2 separate regions of the Homo sapiens genome follow, and region 2 is linked to region 1. The links are chromatin loops, found by intact Hi-C in ENCODE. Cell type or tissue: gastrocnemius medialis. All regions are shown on one strand. Links, peaks and the distances in the headings refer to the core of each region. The heading gives the core; the rest is flanking DNA.

Region 1 (11,357 bases), core at 1,118-9,117:
ATTCTACTATAAAGGCACATGCACATGTATGTTTATTGTGGCACTATTCACAATAGCAAAGACTTGGAACCAATGCAAATGTCCATTAATAATAGACTGGATAAAGAAAATGTGGCACATATATACCATGGAATACTATGCAGCCATAAAAAAGGATGAGTTCATGTCCTTTGCAGGGACATGGATGAACCTGGAAACCCTCATTCTCAGCAAAATATCACAAGGACAGAAAACCAAACACTGCATGTTCTCACTCATAAGTGGGAGTTGAACAATGAGAACGCATGGACACAGGGAGGGGAACATCACACACCGGGGCCTGTTGTGGGTGGGGGCCTGGGGGAGCAATGGTGTTAGGAGAAATAACTAATGTAAATGACGAGTCGGTGGGTGCAGCAAACCACCATGGCACATGTATACCTATGTAACAAACCTACATGTTGTGTACATGTACCCTAGAACTTAAAGTATAATAAAAAATAATAAAATAAAATAAAATGTCTAGTACAGTGCCTGCCAATATAAAGGATTCAACCATGTGAGTTCGCTGCCTCCTATCCCTCCTCTTTGCCTGCTTGCAGGTATCTGGATGCACCTTGCTATTTCCTCTTATCCAGGCACTGGCTTTCGGATAATGTCACAGGTTCCAGGGCCAGGGGATTACTGGGTCCCTGTGAGGTGCCCAGAGTCTTAGAGCTGGGGGGCATAGGAGATATCTTGCCTGGGCCAGGCCAAGAGAACATTCATTCCTTCGTGTTCACAGGGGGTGGCCTCTTCAGGTGTCAGTGAGCAGGCTGTGGTGTGGTGGAAAGAGTTCTGAACCCAGGAAGCATGGCTCGAATTTAGGCTCTGCTGGACACTTGTTCTGCCACTCCACTGGGCAAGTCACTGGGGACCATTCAGTCCCACTTGCTCATCACAAAATTCTTAATGGCCAATACAGGTAGAAATACCTGTATTGTGTGTGTGTGTGTGTGTGTGTGCTGCAAAGAGTGATGTCAACACAGGGCCTCATGAATAGTCATGAGGAGTTAGAGCACAGAGAAGGAAACCCAGCCCAGCTAGAATGGCCACAGCCATGCAAAGAACCCAGCAGCATTCACTTTCCCTCATCTCAGAGTTCCATGCTCCGTCCACTCACCCGATCTGCTTATTAAAGGCTCAGGCTTAACTTCTGGTGGTGTTCACGCCATGGTTTCTCCAACGCCTTGGCAGACAAGGCAGTAGCCTGCAGATGCTTCAGGGTCTGGATGTAGTGCAAGCCTCTTCATGAATGCCACTCCCTAGAACTCACTGGGTGTAAAAGTATCACTGCCTGATTGGTTTCATCAGCAATAATGTCCCCTGGCTTTGTCAATAGTCAGGGCTTTCACTTAGATGGGATCTCAGAAAATGTGGCTAAGTCTTTTGTTTCCAGAATCTCATCCACAGCACTCCCAACAGGCTCTCACCCTGCTTGTCACAGATTTTCATTGTGAAAATCTCCAGTGACAGTGAACTTACCACTTTCCACACAGCCCCCTCCACGGAGAGCTCTTGAAGAGAGCTGTTGGCCTCATCATATGAGATTTATAAATAGGCAGCTGTGGTACGAAACACAGAGGTTTAAGAACAGAGGGTGGAGCTCAGCCCCTGGTGGAAAATGACATCTGTGACTCACTCAGAAGAGCAGGTCCCTCTCAGCCTTTCTGCCACATGGAGCTGGGATGCCCAGAAGGAGCTCTCCTGAGGATGCCTCACTGAGGTGGGGTGAGGTGAGGCCTGATGGAGGCACCAGCATGGCCCATGAGCTCTAGAAGAAGGCTGGGCTTTGGGTGGGCACCTGAGCCAGCCACACCAGGAAGGGAATACTGCCTAGTGCAGCTGTTCTCAAACCTTATGGTCTCGAGAGCCTGCTATACCACTGAAAACCACTTGAGGACCCTAGAGAACGTTCCTGGATTACATCTACCAACATTACAAATTAAAACTAAACATATTCTTTAATATTTATTTGGTAATTTATTAAAAATAATGAAAATCAACACTTTTTGTTTTCTAAATTTAAAAAATTGACTAAGCATCACTTTTACATTTTTGTAAATCTCCTGAATGTCTGGCTTTCTAGAAGATTGCATTCCATCTGTTACACTATCACACATCACCCAGCCTCTGGAAAACGCCACTGCAGGCTCATGAGAGAATGGGGGAGAAACAGGCTAATCATATCTTAATATTATTGTGAAAATAGTTTTGACTTTGTGGATCCCCTGGAAAGGCCTCGGGAATAGCCAGGCCAAACTTTGAGGACCTCTAGCCTAGTGATTAAGAAAATGTATTTTGGTGTCAGATTGCCTGGATTCAAATTCCATTTCGGCCCCCCAGTAGGTGTTCAATAAATGTTAAATGCTATTATTATCATAACAGGGTACTCAGTGTATTCTCAATGGATTTTATTTTTCAAGCACAAAGTCTGGAATCCCCCAAAGAAGGATTCAAAACAGTGCCTCAATTTCAGTAATGAGCACTATAGGTTAATATTGTCGCTGTATAAATGTGTATCATTGTTGTTTCACATTTGCCTATAGGATTAGTATAGAATGAATCCTAGCAACAGCAGGCAACTTTGCTAAACATATCCACTCCCTGATCGGAGGACAAATGCATCCCCCACCCCCAACACTGTGAGCCCTTCGGCCAAATTTTTAAACCTCACTGAGTCTCATTTTGCCCCTTCTGTAAAATGAAGTTCATAATAATACCTGCCTCATAGGTTTGCCATGAGAATTAACAAAGATAAGGATAAAACATACACTTAGCCCAGCATCTACACATAATCAGCACTTGATAAATATTAACCAAAAGTTTTTTATGGCAGTTCTGAAAGCCACCACTAGGGCTCAGATATCTGGAATTACCACAAGGGTATTTGTTATTGATACAAAAATAACTCCCTGGGTGAGCCAACTGATGGGATTTTGGATGAGAATTACTGAATTATATTTCTGGAATTTTTGTTAGATGCCTGGGTCCTCAGAGGCAACATATACCAATGGTCCGCCTTCACAGACCCCTTTGGGAGTGTGCCTGTTCTTTGGACGCTGGCTGCACCGGCAGGCACACCAGGTTCCCACGGGCTGAGTCACACACTTGGCAGTTTTGCCGGCTCAATAAACATGGCTTTCTCATCTGCCAACTCTGGCGCTGTGATGAGCTCTGGCCACACTTTAAAGTATAGAAGGCTTTGTAGCCTCACCGTGCTCAGAGTACAAAGCCCTTCTAGCTGTGGACAGCCACAGCTTCTGGAACAAGGATGATGGAATTAGCAGCGAAGACATTAAAATGTTATTTTTAGCAGTGTTCCAAATCATTACGACTCCCCACCCCCCGTAATGTCCTCTAAATCCTTCCTGACAGTATATGTTTATTTTTCTTTCCTGAGAATTATTAATTGGTAACCCAACAGTTCAAATATAGTTTTCAGCTGGTTCCAGAAATTCATTTCTTCATCATAGCACTGTGACCTTCCATCATATGACTGGCCACTATCTACTTTGTGGTTGAGTCATTGTTGTTCAACAGCGCTACAAACATGTATTGAACTCCACCCATTTACCAAACACTGCACGTGGATATGAGGGTGGGCCACATCTGGGCCGGGCCCCGGGAGCCAGGTCTTGGGTGACATGGAGACAAATAGACAAATGCACAAATAAACAGCCGCAGTCAGTGGAGCATGTGCAGGGGAGGGTGGGGGACAGGGCGCTCGGCAAGGGCACCTGAGGCTGGCTCATTTTAGCATCAGGTTTCATTTCTAATGTCACCTCTGCCAAGATGTGCTCCCGCCCATCGTATTTGCAATAACCCCCTTGTCCCTGCACTCTGTCACATGGGCACATTTTATTTTTTTCACAGCATTTATCATTATTCAAACGTTTTATTGATTTGTTTACTTGTACATCACGTATCACCCCTACTGAGTAGACACCCAGTGAGCATTTGCTGAATGATCAGTGGAGTCTCTAAATGAATGAATGAACTACACACTCAGTAGATGTCAAATTAAATCATTATTCTAAATCACAAAGGCAATTTGGGGGGAAAGGTTAAAAATGGCTAATGTGATATATGTAATTACTGTCTCCAACGTATCAGAATTTTTCCATGAAAATATTGATCAGGGGTCTTCTATGACTACAGAGGAAAGTGGAGTTAAATTAACAAGAAGAAATTTTGAGGCATGGCCCTACATATTAGAAACATACATCTGAGTAAAGACTTCAGTTCTATAGACTTTGGGAAAAAGTGACCACATTATCCTTTTGGATGGTCGATCCCTTCACCTGCCTGAAGGCAGAAGGCTCAACCAAGTATAGGAGTCTATGAGGCCAGCAGAGAGTAGCCAGCCAGCCAAACCCCAAGGATGCCTCCAAGACCTGCAATCACATAGAGATACAGGTGTGTAGAACATATTTATTTGTAAATGCATATAAATACATGGACATATTTTAATATATTTACATATATGTACATACACCCACAAAAACAGAGAGTATAAATATTGGAGGCAGTTTAGCCAGTCCCACTGGAGCCACTGGGACCCCTGACAGGTAGCTCTCTCCTCTGTCCCAGTGTTCAGGTGCTCCTGCCATGACACACTCTGGAACATTCTTGCTACTAATAAACAGTGAGTTCATTAGCTGGCAAAAGTGCCATGTACATTTGGAGCATTATTGCAGAGTTGGGCCACTGTTCCATGTTTCCGGAGATTTATTCACCCAGGAAACATATACAGAGTCTCTATTGTGTGCCAGGCCTAGGCATGCAGAGAACTTGGACTAATGATGGAGACAGACAAGCAAATAACTGGCTGTGGTGCAGGATTGTACTGCTGAAGTCTGCCCAAGGAGTTAGGGGAGCAATATATATATTGCTTATATATAGAGAGAGGGTTTATATAGATACATATGCCTGGGGGTCTGGGGAGGCTGCTTGAAGCAGGTTCCATCAGCTAGAATTTGAAGGCTAAATCAGAGCTTCCTGGATGCAGAGTAGGAAGGGAGGGTACAGGAAGTGAGGGTGGCGCGCCAGGCAGAAGGAACAGCATGTGCAAAGGCAAGGAGAGGAAAACCAGCCCAGTTCACAAAGCATGGAGGTGATGGGGGGCCCGACACGGGGCTGCAGAAGCATCTTGGGGCTGCATCAGCAGAAACCTTGTGTTTTAAGCCAGGAAGTTTGAACAGGGTCCCGAGAGTTAAGGGGTATCTGAGGAACTGCCGCAGATCTGCCTTTTAGAAAGACCTGCAGACCTTTGGCTGCTGTGACAAGGCACTGAATGGGAGGAGACCTCAGGCTTTTAGCAATAGTTCTGGCCAATGGAGACCAAGTAGAGAAGGTGGAGATGAGAGACAGTAAAAAGGAAGATGCCTCAGGACTTGTGAGACAGAGATGTAACAGAGAGGTAGAGAGGTGGGGAGGAGTTGCTGAGGATAAGACCCACTATACACTAGGCCCCGTTCTAGGATCTGGGGCTCTGCAGCAAACAGAGGAAACCAATATCCCTGCCCTCATGGCATTGGCATCCAGTGGGAAGGGCCAGACAGAAATAAACAAGCAAGTCAGCATGGAGTGTAACCAGTGTTGCATCCTTACGAGAAAAATAAAGATGCGATGTTGGCAGAGGGGGTAGGAGGTTTGAAATTTTATTCAGGGTGGCTCTGAAGACCTACAGGACATGAGGAAGCCAGCCCGGTGGCTCTCTATGGGAAGAGAATTCCAGGAGGAGAGAACAACAGTACAAAGTCTCTGAGGCCTTGTGTGTTCCAGGTCCTTTAAAGGGGCCCGTGTGGCTGGAAGGACCCGGGAGGAGAGCTACAGGGGTGGAGCAGGGGATACCGCAGATTGTGAGGGATGTTATAGGCCATCGTGAAGACTTGGGCTTTTACTCTGAGTGAATGGGAGCCATTGGAAGGTGGTGAGCAGAGAAGGACACGATCTGACTGCACTGTGGGTTAGAGATGAGAACAGATTGGAAGAGACAAAACAGAAGTCGAGAGACCTGGTGTAGCCAAGGCAGTGGAAGCAGGGAAGAGGTCAGATTCTGGATGTATTTTAAAGCTGGAGCCACCAGGGATTGCTGATAGATTAGATTTGCCTGAGAGAGAGGGGAATCCAATTTGACTTTAAGAGTTTAGCCAAAAAAAAAATTAGCCAGGCGCAGTGGCAGGTGCCTGTAGTCCCAGTTACTCGGGAGGCTGAGGCAGGAGACTGGCGTGAACCCGGGAGGCAGAGCTTGCAGTGAGCTGAGATCACGCCACCGCACTCCAGCCTGGGCGACAGAGCAAGACTCTGTCTCAAAAAATAAATAAATAAATAAAAATAAATAAAAAGAGTTTAGCCAACTGGAAGATTAGAATCGCCACCTTCCAAAGACAGGAAGCTCAGAGGTGGAGCGGTTTTCTGGATGGAGATGGGGACATTTATGGGTTTAGCTCGAAAGAGGTGAAATTTGAGATGACAGGTTATGTCCAATTAGCAGTGAATTATAGAGCTCTGGGTGTCATTTGGCCTTCAGATGGAGCTGTGGGACAGGGCATATAGGAAGGCCAAGTAGGCAGCCCCCGTGTCATAATGGGGTTGTCTTTCCAACTCTTAATGTCATGGTTCCTATCGCAGCTACTCATTATAATCACCAAGGAAGCTTTTAAAAGGTATCCTGAGGCCGGGCGCCATGGCTTACGCCTGTAATCCCAGCACTTTGGGAGGCCAAGGCAGGTGGATCACCTGAGGTTAGGAGTTCTGGACCAGCCTGGTCAACATGGCAAAACCCCATCTCTACTGAAAAATACAAAAATTAGCCAGGTGTGGTGGCGGGCGCCTGTAATCCCAGCTACTTGGGAGGCTGAGGCACGAGAATCGCTTGAACCCAGGAGATGGAGGTTGCAGTGCGCCGAGATTGTGGTACTGCACTCCAGCCTGGGTGATAGAGTGAGACTCTATCTCAAAAACAAAAACAAAATAAATAAATAAAAGGTATCCTGGATCTCATTTCAAATGTATTGAACAGGAATCTCACAGGTGGAACTCAAATGTAAAATTTTCAAAACTCTCATCAAGTAATTGTGGTGGACACCACTGGATAAAATTCTCCACATTATAGGGAGCCTTCTGTTGATTTTATTGCTGCACTAAAATGAAAAGTGTCAAGAGAGTGAGAAGACCAGCCACAGACTGGAGAAACTATTTGCAAAAGACATCATATAAAGGACTTATTCAAAATACACAAATAACTCTTAAAACTCAACATTGCAAAATCAAAAACCCAATTTAAAAATGGGCAAAAGAGCTGAACAGACACCTCACCAAAGAAGATGTACAAATGGCAAATAAGCACATGTAAAGGTGCTCAACATTACATATAATCCAGGAAATGCAAATTAAAACAAGATATCACTGTACACCTATTAGAATGACCAAAATCTGTAACATTGACGACACCAAATGCTGGTGAGGATATGGAGCAACAGGAACCATCGCTTACCGCTGGTGGGAATGCAAAGTGGTACAGCCACTTTGGAAGACAGTTTTGTAGTTTTGCACAAAACTAAACACAGTCTTACCAAATGATTCAGCAATCATGCTCCTTGATATTTACCCAGATGAGTTAAAAACTTTTATCCATACAAAAACATGCACATAGACGTTTATTCCAGCTTTATCCATAATTATCAAAACTTGGAAGCAACCCAAATGTCCTTCAGTAGGTGAACAGATAAATAAACTGATAAATCCAAACAATGGTATATTATTCAGTGCTAAAAAGAAATGAGCTATCAAGCCCTGAAATGATATGGAGGAACCTTAAATGCATATTACCAAGAGAAAGATGCCAATATGAAAAGGATGATACTCTATGATTTCAGGTATATGACGCTTTGGAAAAGGCAAAACTGTGGAGAGAGTAAAAAGATCAGGGGTTGCCAGGAGTTAGCAGGGAGGAATAGGGGAATGAATAGTCAGAACTTTCAGCGCAGTGAACCTGTTCTACATGATACCACAATGGTGGACATGTCACTATACACATATACATTCGTCCAAACCCACAGAACGCACAACACCAAAAATCAATCCTAATGTAAACTATGGACTTCGGTTGATTAAAAAAAAAAACAACTAAACTACGGAGATGGACATTTATGGAGGAAGAGGGAAAAAAAGAACACAGTGATTTTTACTCACTTTAATGTGTTAATGACGTATCAAAAGTGTTTGATTAAAACTGTGCCTTTTGTGCCAGGCATCCAGCAGGTGCTAGCAGTGAGTTAGTAAACAGAATGGGACACCCCCTGTCCCCATGGGGCTTACATTCTGAAAAGCCTGTTTGGGAAGTGTGGAGAGTGGAAGAGGAAGCCTGAGTGCCTGGGAATCCTGACCTACCTCTGCCTGTAGAGGCTCCCTGTGGCATAAGCCGGAGATGGCAGTGCACCCAAAGCTGAGAGCCAGGATAAAACCCCAAAGAAGGGCTACTCGGACACCTCATCTTCTCAGACCTCAGTTAGTGCTCACATTTTCACCACTCAGCAGCCCCTGCTTTTTCCAGTACTCTGTTAGAGGGCAGATGGGGAAGGGAGGAGGTGTGTTAGGGACCCTCAAGCCTTGCAGAGTCACGGCCCTGGGAAGGGGCACTCTGGGATGGAGACATCAGACCCCAGGCAGCAAGGGGGAAGGATGTGGTCTGAGGGAATCATATGTTTTCCTGTATCTGCTACTCCATGCCAGTACAGGGGCAGGGGGCTGCACAGGGGCCACTCCCCGCACCTCCCGCCACCATCAAGGTCTGAGCTCTGCCTATCCTGAGAAACACACAGAGTCTGATCTTTCAAGTGGTGCCTCAGAGTCAAGGGCAACTTTCTGAGGGCAGAAGGAAGAGAGCAGAACTTCTGTCCTGACTTGACGCCCACTCGGCATGAAGAAAAACTGAGAAAAAGAACAACGGTGACCACATGGAAGACAGAGCCTCTACTAAAAGAGAGACTCTTGCTACTATCAAAAAACAAAAACAGAAAATAACAAGAGTTGGTGAGGATGTGGAGAAATTGTGCACTGTTGATGTGAAGATACAATAGTGTGGCCACTGTGGAAAACACCAAGGAAGTTTCTCACAAAATTAAGCATAGAAATTACCATTTGCTCCAGCAAATCGACTTCTGGGTATATGTCCAAAAGAACCGAAAGCAGGGTCTCAGAGTGATATGTGTATACCCATGTTCATGGCAGCATTATTCAAATCGCCAAAAAGTGGAAGCAACCAAGTGTCCATTGATGGATAAATGGATAAACCAAATGTGGTCTCTGCATACAATGGGATATTTTTCAGCCTTACAAAGAGGGTTCTGACACATGCTACAACATGCATGCATCTTGAGGACTTTATGCTAAAGGAAATAGCCCAGACACCAAAAGACAAATACTGTTTGATTCCACTTCAGTCAAGTACCTAGTATAGTCCAATTCATAGAGACAGAAAGTAAAATGATGGCTGCCAGGGGTTGGGGGAGGGAGAATGGGGTGTTACTGTTTAATAGGTGCAGAGTTTCTATTTGGGAAAACGTAAAAAGTTCTGGAGATGGATGGTAGTTGTGATTACACAATATAAATGTTCTTAATGCCACTGAACTCTACACTTAAACATGGTTACAATGGTAGTTTATGTTATGTATATGTGTAACATAATGTATATGTATATAATGTATATATACACATATTTTACCTCAACTTAAAAAACAGAGTTAGCTTCTTTTAGTAACCAAGAAAAGAGCCCCTCTCAGGCTTGCTCAAGTAGGGAGAGTGGGGGTGGGGGTGGCTACTTTGGGGGAGATGGGCCTCTCAGAAATGTACCATCAGGAGCTATGATGAAGCCAGCTCCCCCCAGAAACCAGAAAAGGGGGTGGTTGTGCTGTTGCCTGACTTCTTCCTTCCACACCACCTGCTGGTCTCCTTCCTTGCTGTTCTCTAGCTCACTCATACTGCCCCCTTTCTTCCCTGGCTTGCCCAGGACCCTTCAAAATACCCCCACACCTCCTTAGACATTCTTTCATCTTCAGCCACCTGCTAACTGCCTCCCCTCTGTGGCCTCCAGTTCAAATTTTGAAGGAACCAGACTGATCACTCTATTTTGGGGGAATAGGCACATTACAAGGGCCTGGCGAACTTGTGGGCTGGCCGCCCTGACCAGACAGCTTTTTGAGGTTGGTGGCAGCCTCCCGGGGTAGCCCGGTCAGCAGGCCTCTGGCCACCAGCTCTCCTCAGGAGAGGCAGTGGGTGGCAGGGATGGTGGGTTCCTGTGATGGGACTCAGCAGAACATCAGTAACCTAACCTGACTCCTCAAGACTGACTGCTTCCATATTTGTCCCAAAGGCAGTGATTCTCTCCATCTTAGTCCATTTTTTGTTGCTTATAACAGAATTCCAAAAGTGGGTAACTTATTTTAAAAAAAGGAATTTATTTCTTACAGTTCTGGAGGCTGAGGAGGTTGAGGAGCTGTATCTGTCAAGAACCTTCTTGCTGGTGGAGACTCTGCTGGGTCCCAAGGCAGCTCAGGGCATCTCATCACAGGGGAATGAGCATGCAAGCTCAGATTTCTCTTTCTCCTCTGATAAAGCTACTAATGTCACTCCTGTGACAATCCATTAGCCCATTAACCCATTCATTCATTAATGGATTAATCTAAGCATGAGGACAGAGCCTTCATGACACAATCACTTCTTTTTTTTTTTTTTTTTGAGCCGGAGTCTCACTCTGTCGCCCAGGCTGGAGTGCAGTGGTGCCATCTCGGCTCACTGCAAGCTCCACCTCCCAGGTTCAGGCCATTCTCCTGCCTCAGCCTCCCAAGTAGCTGGGACTACAGCCTCCCACCACACACCAGGCTAATTTTTTGATTTTTAGTACAGACAGGGTTTCACTGATGCCACAATCACCTCTTAAAGGCCTCACCTCCTAATACTGCCACATTGAGAATCAAATTTCAATGTGAGTTTTGGAGGACACAAACATTCAAACCACAGCACTTTTCCTTCCCTATCCCCATACCCTTTCCATTATTTGTTATTCTGTTGTTCATTTACTCCAGAGATAGTCAATGATACGTGGGGCAAAAGCCAACCTTTTTCATTTTTATATTCCTATGTCGCCACATGGTAACACTCAAATGTTTATTAACAAACTAAAAGGAAAAATAAAAAATAGAAAAGCACTGGATTTGGAATGTGAAGACGCAAGTTGAATCCGTCTGTGTGAGCTTTGAAAAAACATCTAATTGCCCGGAGCCTCCCCCTCAAATTCTGCACAGTGAAATGGGCCCAAATGTATCAGTGATCTA
Region 2 (11,357 bases), core at 1,173-9,172, 76 kb after region 1:
CTGCATCCTGCCTCAGCTGTCTTTTTGTGAGTTCTGGCTTCCCATAGAATTATCATTCAAAGGGTTCTACCTGACCTGCCTGCAGTTCGCAGTGTGGTCCCTGGACCAGCAGCATCAGCATCATCTGAGAGCTTGTTGGAAATGCAGAATCTCGGGCCCCACCCACAGACTCAAGACTGCACGTGTGCAAGATTCCTGGGTGGTTCATGATTCAAGCTTGAGACTTTCTCCACTCGAGGACTTGTCATAGAGGTTGATTCCCAGGTGAAAGAACAGCTTGCCTTCTCATCGTGTGCCTCCACAGTGGAGGCTGAATAGGAGTCAGTGTGAGAACTGAGAAATGTGAAGATGGGTTAGAAAAATCTGCAGGACATGCATCATTCCCTGTCAGGCCCTTGTGTGGAGTTCTCTCCCCAGACATTTCAGGGGCCTGAGATCCTGCTGACAGCCTAGAATTTCAGCCAGGACCTCTGTATGGGGTTTCCTGGCCAGGATCTTGCCTGGGGGTGCTGCTTATTTTCTGCAGGGACTTGGGTTTCTCATCCTGTTCGCTAGCCGGGGTGAAGCATGCCTGGGGCCTCCACACGGTAAACTTTTGCTGCCAGAGCAACTCACAACCAGGACTGTAGCCTGGTTCTGAGGGTGTTGGAGCTGGCATCCAGGCTCTGCGAGGGTGTCCACAGGAAATGAACTGTACAGATTGCTTTTAAATGATAAGAGGCTTGTGGCAAGACTGAATAATTCTCAGCTTGATTCAGGTACTGAATAGGCTGTATTTTAATCTAAGCTAACGTTTCTTGAATGACTCGGTGTCCGTGAGAACCAAGCCATGTGCTTTATGTTTCTCGTTGTTTAATCTTCACCATGACCCTGCAAGGTGAAACCGCCACTAGCCCCATTTTATGGCCCTGAACACTGGACCTTACAAAGGCTAATGTGGCCCAAGGTCATGTAGCTTATACGTGGAGCTGGGATTTGAACCCAGAATTCTCTTGAGTTTGGAGCCCAGCTTTTGAACCGTGTGCTGTACTGATCCCAGCTCCTGCCTGGCATCTGAAGCAGGACAGTCAAACCAACGGCTTCTTACAGGCAGGGCGGAGGTCATGGCCCTGCAGGCTCCTTCCAGCATCTGTGTCCTTGCCCTGGATTAATCAGGTGAGGCGGGATGTGCTGGTGGCCACTCTTGACATGTCAGGGATAAGTGTTGGGTTCTGGGTTTGGGTCTCTGGCTCCCAAAGAGGGAAGAATTTTGTGCCTGGAGATGCAGGGTCAGAATGCCCCCTTTTTGCATGGTAAGTGGTGCTCATGACAGTGCTGCTCCTCGTGGCAGGGCCATGCCAGTGTGCAGGAGGCACACAGTAACTTTGAAGTGTGGGATTTCGCCTGGGTTCAGGGCATTCTGGGAGTGGGCTGCACACAGAAGGGAAGTAGCTCAGAAAGGCACCGCAGGTCACACCCACACCATGCAGTCGCCATTCCTGTTTTGTGTTCATTTTCTTTCCTTTCCCCCTCCCTTTCTAACAGATAAGCAAGGGAAAGCGGAAAACCACCAGAAACTCTAAATTAACACCTGCCCGGTTTAGTTTATCCTTTCTTCCTCAGGATTCCAGTGCAGGAGAGGCTGGTGTTTTTAAAACCCAGTTCTCTCTTAGACTCAGCTGAAAGGCTCAAAGGTAATTAGCTGTTATGGAAAGACTGCATTGTCATTTTTAAAGGCTGCCTTGTGGGAGTGATCATTATCTGCAGCAGGATAGGAACACGGCAATAAAAATAGACCCCAGACCCTTGTCTGCAGGAGCTAAAAGAAACCAACCAATTGGTATAATGAAAATTAGGCAGTGGGCCGAAAGTTGCCATTCTCTCACTTTTTAGTTAGAAAAAGTGTCATAAAGAGAATACAGTTTATTTACTGTTAAAATTTAGTGGATTCAGAAAAGCAAAAATAATGACAAAGAATCACCCATAAATACTACCACTCAGAATAGCTGCTGTTAGTGCCTCAGCAAATGTACTTCCAGTCTCTAGCTCCGGTGCTCATGAATAAATGTTTATTTGTACAGAATGGAGATCACGCTGATGTATAATTTTATAAACCACTTTTTTTTTTTTTTACCCAATAACATTTCAGTCTTTTCCTATGTCAAATGCCCTTTCTTTCTTTCTTTTTTCTTTTTCTTTTTTTTTTTTTAGACACAGAGCCTTACTCTGTGGCCCAGGCTAGAGTGCAGTGACGCGATCACAGTTCACTGCAGCCTTGACCCCCTGGACTCAAGTTATCCTCCCATCTCAGCCCTCTGAGTAACTGGGACTACAGGCATGCACCACCACACCCAGCCAATTAAAAAAAAATTTTGTGGAGAGAGGGTCTCACTATGTTGCCCAGGCTGGTCTCAAACTCCTGGCCTCAAGCGATCCTCCCACCTCAGCGTCCCAAAGCACTGGGATTATAGTTGGGAGCCACTGTGCCCAGCCATAAATGCCCTTTTAAGTAGCATTTACAATGGCTGCATTGGATGAAGGCATAATAATTTATCTAAGAACAGCAGCAATGATGATGAGGAGGAGGAGGAGAAGGAGGAGGGACTTTTGTGTAGGACTTGCTGTGAGCCGTGCCCTATGCCAAACCCTTTTACAGGAAACTCATTAGGCTGTGTGGGTGTGGGTTGTCTGCCCACCTAAGTGAGACACTGACCTTCCCTTAGGGTGCCCCAATGTGATTTAGGGGCCCTCCAAGTTTTTTGCAGTTGCCCCTGGGACAGATGAGGAGGATCCCAGCAGAGTGAAGCCTGCAGGTACCCTAAGCCTAGCAGACAGACCGGGCTCACCTGGGCTGCAGAGCCTGGAGCTGCCACCTTCCTGGGTGCACCTCTTCCCCCTCTATATTCCGGAAGGCCTCCCGGAGTTTCTGAAGTGGCTAGAAATTACTATGTGACAGTGTTTTTGTTTGTTTGTTTGTTTTTTAAAAAAAGAGCCTTAGGATAGTGTGGCAGATGTCTGTTAATGACTTCCTGGGTATGAGATCCTGGGCTTGATACTGAGATGTAGAAATGAATAAATTATGGCCACTGCCTTCTAGGAACTGGTGGAAAAGACCATCTTGGAATCCTTATAAGACAGGGCTAAAGCTTAGCTGTGCATAAAGCCAGGGACATGGTCCAGGCTCATTTCTGTTCTCACCACTGGCCTGTGTATCCAGTTCATTCCCACTCCCCCACTGTCAACCACGCTGACTTTTAGCAGGGAAGGAGTTGGTGTGTTCAGAGACCTGGCCCTCAGGGAGGTGTGAGATGGACAGGGAGGGGGGTCACCAGGATAGAGACAACACAAACAGGCATCACATTCCATGAGAAACAAAAGCCGGAAGGAGGTTCTGGAGGTGGCAGTGATGTGAGACTTTTTGTCCCTTACTCGCTTCTGTATTATTGGGTTTTTCTTTGCAGTGAGAGTGTAGTCATGTATTATTTGTATAAATAGAATCATTTAATAGACAAACAATGTAAGGAAACAGTTTTGCTCTAGGCTTTTCAAAGATTCATCTCCTTACACATTGTATCATCCCTAAGTCATTGCAACGTGATGATTTTGCAGTGAGAAAGATATGGCCCACATTTTAGGTGGGAGAGAAGGGAGTGGCCTGTAAAGTATTTCTGGCCTCTCTGGAGCTTTGCAAAGGTTTCATGTGTTCTTGCCCATGCAGCCTGCAGGTTTTGGGTCCCAGCGCTGCATCTGGAGGGGTAAAAGCGTGGTGCTAAGTGATGATCTGGAAAACTGAGCAGGTTAAAAGCATAGAATGTGATTTTTCCCCACGTGAAATGGCATTGGATTTTTAATTATGTATTTAACTTTTGAAAATGGTAAGAAATTCCCAAAGTGAGCAGCGAGGTGGGGAGTGAGTAGCAAGCATAAACCAGGTCTCTGGCTATTTTTAAAGTGTGACTGCCTCAGCAAAGTGGAGTTTTCTGCAAAGTGGAGTCAAGGATAGCAGAGAGTGGCACAGACAAAACCCCATAGAAACTCTCTCTCAGACTCTGGGGTAATGGGGGCACTGACCTAAATAAGGACAGGAATCTGCCAAGTACAATGAGCTCAGGCTGCAGGACAGGCGGAATTGAGGGCGCTGTGTCTTCCATTCACACACCGGCCCTGTGTGCATTCAGGCCCCAGATGACATGTAGGCCACTGCCCCATGCCAGCCAGACTGCCCCAGCCCCACCCACAGAAGCTTTCCTGGTTCAAAGGGCTTGATTGAAGATTGAGTGATAACAGGGCTAAATCCCTGACCAGAAACACTAGCCGAGACATAGGATTTTATCGTAATAATCCCAAGAAATGAGCGAATCTCCTTGGGCTCCAGGGCTAGGTCAGAGAGAACAGTTCTCAGTGGACTGTCAGCCATGGGGCTGTGTGCAATGTGAGCCACATATGCAATTTTAAATTTTCTTTTAAAAAGGCAAGAAGAAACAGACAACAGTCATTTTAATATTTTTTATTTAATCTAGTATATCTAAAATATTAACACTTATGCACATAATCAATATGAAAACTATTAAGGAAATGTTTTACATTCTTTTTGTGTACTCTTCAACATCTCAACTCAGATCTGCCGTATTTCAGGTGCCCAGTGGCCACATGTGGCTTATGGCTGCCATATTGGACACCAGCACTAGAAGCCATACACTCAGCACCTTACAGAGTGGGGCTGGAAAGCTGCAAGGATGCTGTCTGGGCCCATGAAATCCTTGCATCTCATGTAGAGTCCTCCTAATATTCATCTGCCATTAAAAACAAAAGCATTACACCTTCATAAGTTATAGGTAATAAGAATTATTTACATTTTCACAGGCCCTTCCAGTTACAGGACACTTTGGTATGTTTTCCTGTGCACCTAAAAACTCTATGAGGAGGCTGAGCACAGTGGCTCATGCCTATAATCCCAGCACTTTGGGAGGCTGAGGCAGTCGAATCAGCTGAGGCCAGCAGTTTGAGACCAGCCAGGCCAACATGGTGAAACACCGTCTCTACCAAAAATATAAACATTAGCCAGGTGTGGTGGCGTGCACCTGTAATCCCAGCTATTCGGGAGGCTGAGGCAGAAGAATTGCTTGAACCTGGGAAGTGGAGGTTGCAGTGAGCTGAGATCGTGCCACTGTACTCCAGCCTGGGCAACAGAGTGAGACTCTGTCTCAAAAACAAAAACAAAAACAACAACAAAAAAAACTCTATGAGGGAGGCAGGCAGATATCATTCTTTTGGCAAAAATTTATTGAGGGTCTGCCAGGTGCTAGGCCCTAATTTGCATACAACTCCTGCATTCCTAGAGTTTGGATTCTAGTGGAAGAGGAAAACAAATCATGATGTCAGCGTGGTTCGAATGGTAGTGGGAATATGAGTGCAGCTCGGCAACACATGAGAAACCTTTAATCTGCCCATGATATCAGGGGATGTTCTTCAAAGGAGGGATATTTGATTAGAAAAATACAGAATGAGGAGCTCTGTGCTGGGCAGATAAGTGAGGGTGGAAGGAGCACTGCACGTTCTGAACATAGTCCATTTGGGGCAGAACTTCTGACCCTGGTATGTCCATTTTAGACCCCAGACAGGTTAGGCCACCTACTTGAAATCCTACCACGTGTTCACAGGAGATGGGGCTGGAACCCAGGAGTTTGAGCTGGTCAGTCCTCAAGCAACAATTCATCTTGAAAAGGTGGTTCTTTATGCAAGGTCTTTAGGACGGGGATAAGCGTGGGAAGGGTTCCAGCCCTAGAACCTGCTCGATCAGGTGACCTCAATTCCAGGGTCCTTTCCTGCGTGCAGCTACCATTTTTGGTTTTGAAATCTGCAGAATATTTTGAATACAATTCTGCTGTGTCATCATGCTAAAGTTCAGTAAGGATGTGTGCTTGAAGTCTGTTTATAAAGTGTTTCTACTTTAGTAATCCTCGAGTCTTAGAAGAAGAGTCACCATTTCCTGGAGATTTTGAACCCCAGGTGAACTGGCTGCTTGTCTGGAATCTCAGTGCAGGAGTTTTTTTTTTTTTTTTTTTTTTTAACCTAGACAGGGAGCCAGTCTCTTGCCTTTGTTCACACAGGCCATTGGCCACCACTAGGGCAGAACAGAGACAGTGCCAGTCTGAAGCCTGCGGCCCTCCAGGAACGGTGCCTCCTCTGTACTCAGCAGTTTTTATTTTTATCTCATCAGCGTGTTCCTCCTTTTGAAGTGTGAATCCTAGTGACCCAAATGAGCTGTCTGCCTGGGCCTGGGCCAACAGGACCAGGTTACTTGAGTTCAGTGGAGACCCTGGGCTGCGGTGGCAGGGATGCTGGTTCCTGTGTGACTGGATGGGGGTGGGGTAGGCAGGCTTACTGGGGCCAGAGGCACAGGCAGCCTGCTCAACTGACAAATTTTCAAACCAGGAGGACTTCATGCTAAAAATAAACTGGATCCTGTATTCCCCCTCCCTCATTTGCTTCACAGCAGCCCTTTACAAAGAGTAAGCAGCATTTGCACAGTTTAGATGTTAACATTTAGAAGTGCAGAATTAAGCATGTGTACCTCACAGTGTTTGGCTGTGGATGCAATTCAGGCCCAGTGGCTTTGACAGTTGTCTCCATGCTGATGCATTGGAACAGTGTGGTGGAGAGTGGTTTAATACTCAGTGGTTGGGCATTGGGGGTGTGCTGTGTCACTGGAATTGAGTGGTCAGCAGTGGTGCCTGATGCTGGAGGCAGGGAGTCTGGTAGAGTTTGAGAAACAGGAAGGCAGATGGGCCCCCTATCCCTCTGTTGGCTGATGCCTGAGACACACTTGGTTTAGAGGGAAGAGAAAGAATACTTGTGGGTCCTCTATGCTGTAACAGGAACTGTACTAAGTACTTTTCCTGTGTATTCCTGTGAGTTCCACACAACTAAGCATATCCTCATTAGAGGCAGTGATGCTTCAAGGGTGGTTCCCAGACAGCAGCATCTGCGTCACCTGGGAACTTGTTAGGAATGCAGATTCTCAGGCCCTGCCCATGGTCTATGAAATGAGGATTCAAACGGGGTCCAGCAGTCTGTGGTTTAACAAGCTCCTGGGTGATCCCCGTGCACGCTAAAGCTTGGGAACCTCTCCTGGAGAGGTAGAGCGCAGACCTGGAGCTAGACTGGTCTCAGGCCTCAGGTGTTTGGCCTTCGACAAGTTGTGCAACCATTTCTGTGCCTCAGTGTTCTCATCTATGAAGTGGGGGTAATAACAATGGGGTTGTGTGGGATTACATTAAGCAATGTATGTTAAAACCAGCCATGGTACTGGGCATGTGGTAAGCATACCATAAGTGCTTGCTGTAACTCACTAGCTTTGATCCCATGTCTGTTTAACTTCAAGGCTGTTTACTCATTATTTTATACTCACTGTCTCTTAGCAACCTAACTCAGTTAGTGATTCAGGTGTCTAATTCTGCAAAAACAAAAACAAAAAAAGTAGGTTATTCTATAGGTCAAGGCTAGCAAGGTGGTTTCCTTTCTCATTGCCGGCTCTGTTTCTGTAGTAGGGGCCACCTGGTGCCCTGTGAGGAGGATTGTAGAGCCAAGCCTGAGCTAGGCATATACACGTGTGCCGTTATTGATGAGAGATGTCTGTCGTGGGTGTGCAGGGGTGTGATGTGCCCTCCTCTGCTGATGCTGGTTTTTGCCAGTCAACTTAGTGTGAATTTCTGATCCTTTCCTGTAGCTGGGTTTTAATGGGAGGCTATTAAGAGCCACTACTGAATACCGCGGGCCAGAGGAGTCATGTGGGCTGCACATGTTTGGCTGCACATGTTTAGGGCCAATTATCAGGAGACTGCATGTGGTTTCTGGGCAGATCTCGCGTGAACTACCAGAGCAAGAACTCACTCATTACTGTGGGAAGAGTACCAAGCCATTCATGAGAGATCCACCTGCATGACCCAAATACAGATATGGAAACTATCCCATTTCTGTATATGGGATATAAGACACATATCCCAATAGACACCACCTCCAACATTAGGGATCACATTTCAGCACGAGATTTGTTGGGGGGCAAACATCCAAACTATATCAGGCACCTCGTGCTGGTTGGCTGTGGAGATGACTGAGTCCAGCCAGTGCAGAGGGAGGAAAAGCTCCCTTAGAGGGTGGAGGAGGTCTCGGGGGAGGATGGAGAGGACGTTGAGGCAGGTTTGGACTTCCTGCAGGCAGCGAGGGTTTCCAAAGCAGACAGGCAGCTGGAGATGAGGTGGTGGGTGGGTAGGGGAAGTGGAGGGAAGGCAGGACCCCAGTTTTAAGAGTTAATTGTTGTAACAGAGCAGGAAAGTGATAATAAGGGCCCAGAAATACAGGTTGAGTGTTTGTAAAGAAAATTTCAAACTTGTTACTGATGGGTTTTTTGAGTGATTTGAATAAAAGGAAAAATAAACCAGATTCCTTGGTGGAGAAGACTACATTTCATAAAGATGACAGTTCTTCTAAACCAATGCAAAGGGTATTTAATATGAGTCCAATGAAATCCCCATGGAATTTTTAGGAACACAACAAAATAGTTCTAAGATTCCTCTGAAAGAATGACAGCTGAAAATAGCGAGAGGATTTTTTTTCATGAAAGAGGATAATGATGTCTCCTTCAGCTTGTTCCCTGCATACCTTCCAGAGCTGTCTTTTTAAAACATGAATCAAATCCTGGCTGCTTCTGTCATCCTGCGGCTATTAGAATAAACCTGAGCCCTTCCCTGGGACCTGTGTGGCCTGCCTGGCTGGCCTTTGACACCTCCTCCCTCACTCTCTTGCTCTCCCAGCTCCAGCTGTCCTGCCTTCCCTCTCCTCCTAGAAAACATCAAGCTTCTTCCCACCTGCGCATTTGCTGCTGCCTCCGCGTAGACCTTTTCCTTTCTCATGACTCACTTGTTCTTGTGATGTTCTTGTGGCCTCTGCTCAAATGGCTTCTCCAGGAAGCCTTCCCTGACCACCCCATCTCCTAACACTTGTTCCTGTCATTTCTTCTCCTCTATTTTCATCTGAATTACACACTTTATTTATAGTGTGGTGGCTCAGAGCATAGGCTCTGACCTGAGCTGCCTGCATTTGCATCTGGCTTCACCCCTTACTGCTGTGTGCCCATCTAGGCATCAGTTTTCCTCATCTATGTAATGGGAATAACAGTGTCTATGTCATAGGGCTGTTGTAATGTGACATGAAAAGAGCCTCACGAGCCTGTCACACAGAGTCAACAGATGTTGTTGCTTGTTCAACCTTCATTCACCCCACACCAGAAAGGGAAGCAAGACAGAAGCGCCTTGCCTGGTTCACTGGCAGTATCTTCGGTGCCCTTCGGTGCCCAGAACTATACCTGGCACATTCTGTGGCATGGTAAATAACTGTTGAATGAATAGCATGATAGTAAAACATGCTATACATGCGCAGTGTTAAAATAGCAATTGGTGTCTGAGTAGAGATACAGATTAAAGGAACAGCATAATAACTCCAGAGCCAACCCTAGCATTTATGAGAATTTAATAGATGGTGAAGCAGCGGCACAAATTAGTAGGGAGACAAGAAGGATAATTTAGTAAATGACCGATGAAAAAAAATTAGATCCTCTCCTCACAACATTTATCAGAATAAATTCCAACTAGACATTTCAAATTCTAAGAAAAACTAAGAAAATATATGAGGGTATCTTCTTTTCTAGGGAAGGGTTGTCTTTTTAAGCACAAAACCCTGAGAAAAAAATCAGAAAGAAGAAAGAGCAGTGGGTTCGACTACTTTTAAAAATTACCTTTTGTGGCTGGGCGTGGTGGCTCACACCCGTAATCCCAGCACTTTGGGAGGCCAAGGCGTGCGGATCAACTGAGGTCAGGAGTTTGAGACCAGCTTGGCGAACATGGCGAAACCCTGTCTCTACTAAAAGTACAAAAATTAGCCAGGCGTGGTGGCAAGCGCCTGTAAACCCAGCTACTCAGGAGGCTGAGGCAGGAAAATAGCTTGAACCCGGGAGGTGGAGGTTGCAGTGAGCCAAGATTGCGCCACTGCATTCCAGCCTGGGCAACAAGAGCGAGACTCCATCTCAAAAAAAAAAAAAAAATTAACTTTTGTGTATCACAAGCATTAGAAACAAAATGTAAAGTTAATGTAGAAAAATTGCCTCAAGTGACAGAAAAAAATGTTTAAAGCCTGTAATATAGAAATTACTTACATAAATCTAAAGGGAAGGTCATTTATATCTCAATAGAAAAATTAGCCAAAGGAAAGATATAGAACCTGCACAGAAGAAATACATGCAGCCAAGTAGCTATAGGGGAAATGTTTAACTTACGGGTAATCAAACAAATGCAAAGTAAAATGAGATGTCAGTTTTCCTCTATGAAGTAACCCAGTGGGGACTGTGTTAAGAAAGATACATTTCTAAATTGCTGGGGGGAGTGTAGCTAGAAATAGCTTTTCTGTCACACAGTTTGAAGAGGCTTAACTATGTACAAATCTTTTGACCCAATAGGTCCACCTCTGGAAATCCAGCTTAAGGAGATCGTCAGAAATGCATCCCATATATATGCAAAGATATTCATTAATCATAAGTCAGAAAAATGTGAAAAAATTAAATACCCAGCAATAGAGGAAACAGTAAATTATAGTACATATACACCAGAATACAATATAACCATTAAAAATATTTTTTAAGGTTATTTAATGTAGTGGTTCTTAACCTCTGTTTGCATCATGCTTGCTAATGTCCCATTGGCCAAAGGAAGTCACATGGCCAAGCCCAGACTCAGTGGGAGCCGACTACACAAGAGGTGAGTACTAGGGGGCCACTGTGTAACCATCTACCGTATGTATTCATGATATGATTGCAGTTTCTAAATATAAGACACAAAGACACATGTACATGTAGGAATATACCAGTATGTAAACAGTGGTTATTTTAAATTTATTATTTGTATTTTCAAAATTTCCTATAACAAGCATATATTTTATCATCATTAACAAAAGTATACCTTAAGAAAGCATGGCTGTGGCCGGGTGAGGTGGCTCACGCCTATAATCCCAGCACTTTGGGAGGCCAAGGCAGGCAGATCGCCTGAGGTTAAGAGTTCAAGACCAGCCTGGCCAACATGATGAAACCCTGTCTCTACTAAAAATACAAAAATTAGCCAGGTATGGTGGCATACGCCTGTAATCCCAGCTACTTGGGAGGCTGAGGCAGGAGAATGGCTTGTACCTGCGAGGCGGAGGTTGCAGTGAGCCCAGATCGTACCACTGCACTCCAGCATGGGCAACACAGCAAGATTCCAACTCCAAAAAATAAAAATAAATAAATAAATAGAAAGCATGGCTCTGGATATGGAGAAGCTAACCTAATATAT

The links. Hi-C counts contacts between places; a loop is a spot of excess contacts. Peaks named below come from ENCODE experiments on the same cell type or tissue, not always from the same donor. Only the 100,000 strongest peaks of a DNase experiment are listed, where the experiment ranks them.
Region 2: it touches region 1 in a loop (7-fold over the local background); 2 of 110 quality-filtered maps call a loop at or near these places.

Annotation. Positions count from the first base shown.
Region 1 is chr7:36,125,664-36,137,020 of GRCh38, forward strand. No RefSeq gene overlaps it. Among named protein-coding and RNA genes, the nearest start is that of EEPD1, 22 kb to the right of the region's middle. In gastrocnemius medialis, for the core only: CTCF peaks have their summits at 2,883 and 3,083; DNase peaks (open chromatin) are centred at 1,648, 3,148, 3,708, 5,538 and 1 weaker place; H3K4me3 peaks cover 1,075 bases; H3K27ac peaks cover 5,613 bases.
Region 2 is chr7:36,201,864-36,213,220 of GRCh38, forward strand. All of the region lies in intron 2 of EEPD1 (endonuclease/exonuclease/phosphatase family domain containing 1), which reads left to right. Among named protein-coding and RNA genes, the nearest start is that of EEPD1, 54 kb to the left of the region's middle. In gastrocnemius medialis, for the core only: a CTCF peak has its summit at 6,104; DNase peaks (open chromatin) are centred at 6,168, 7,827 and 8,878; H3K27ac peaks cover 6,288 bases.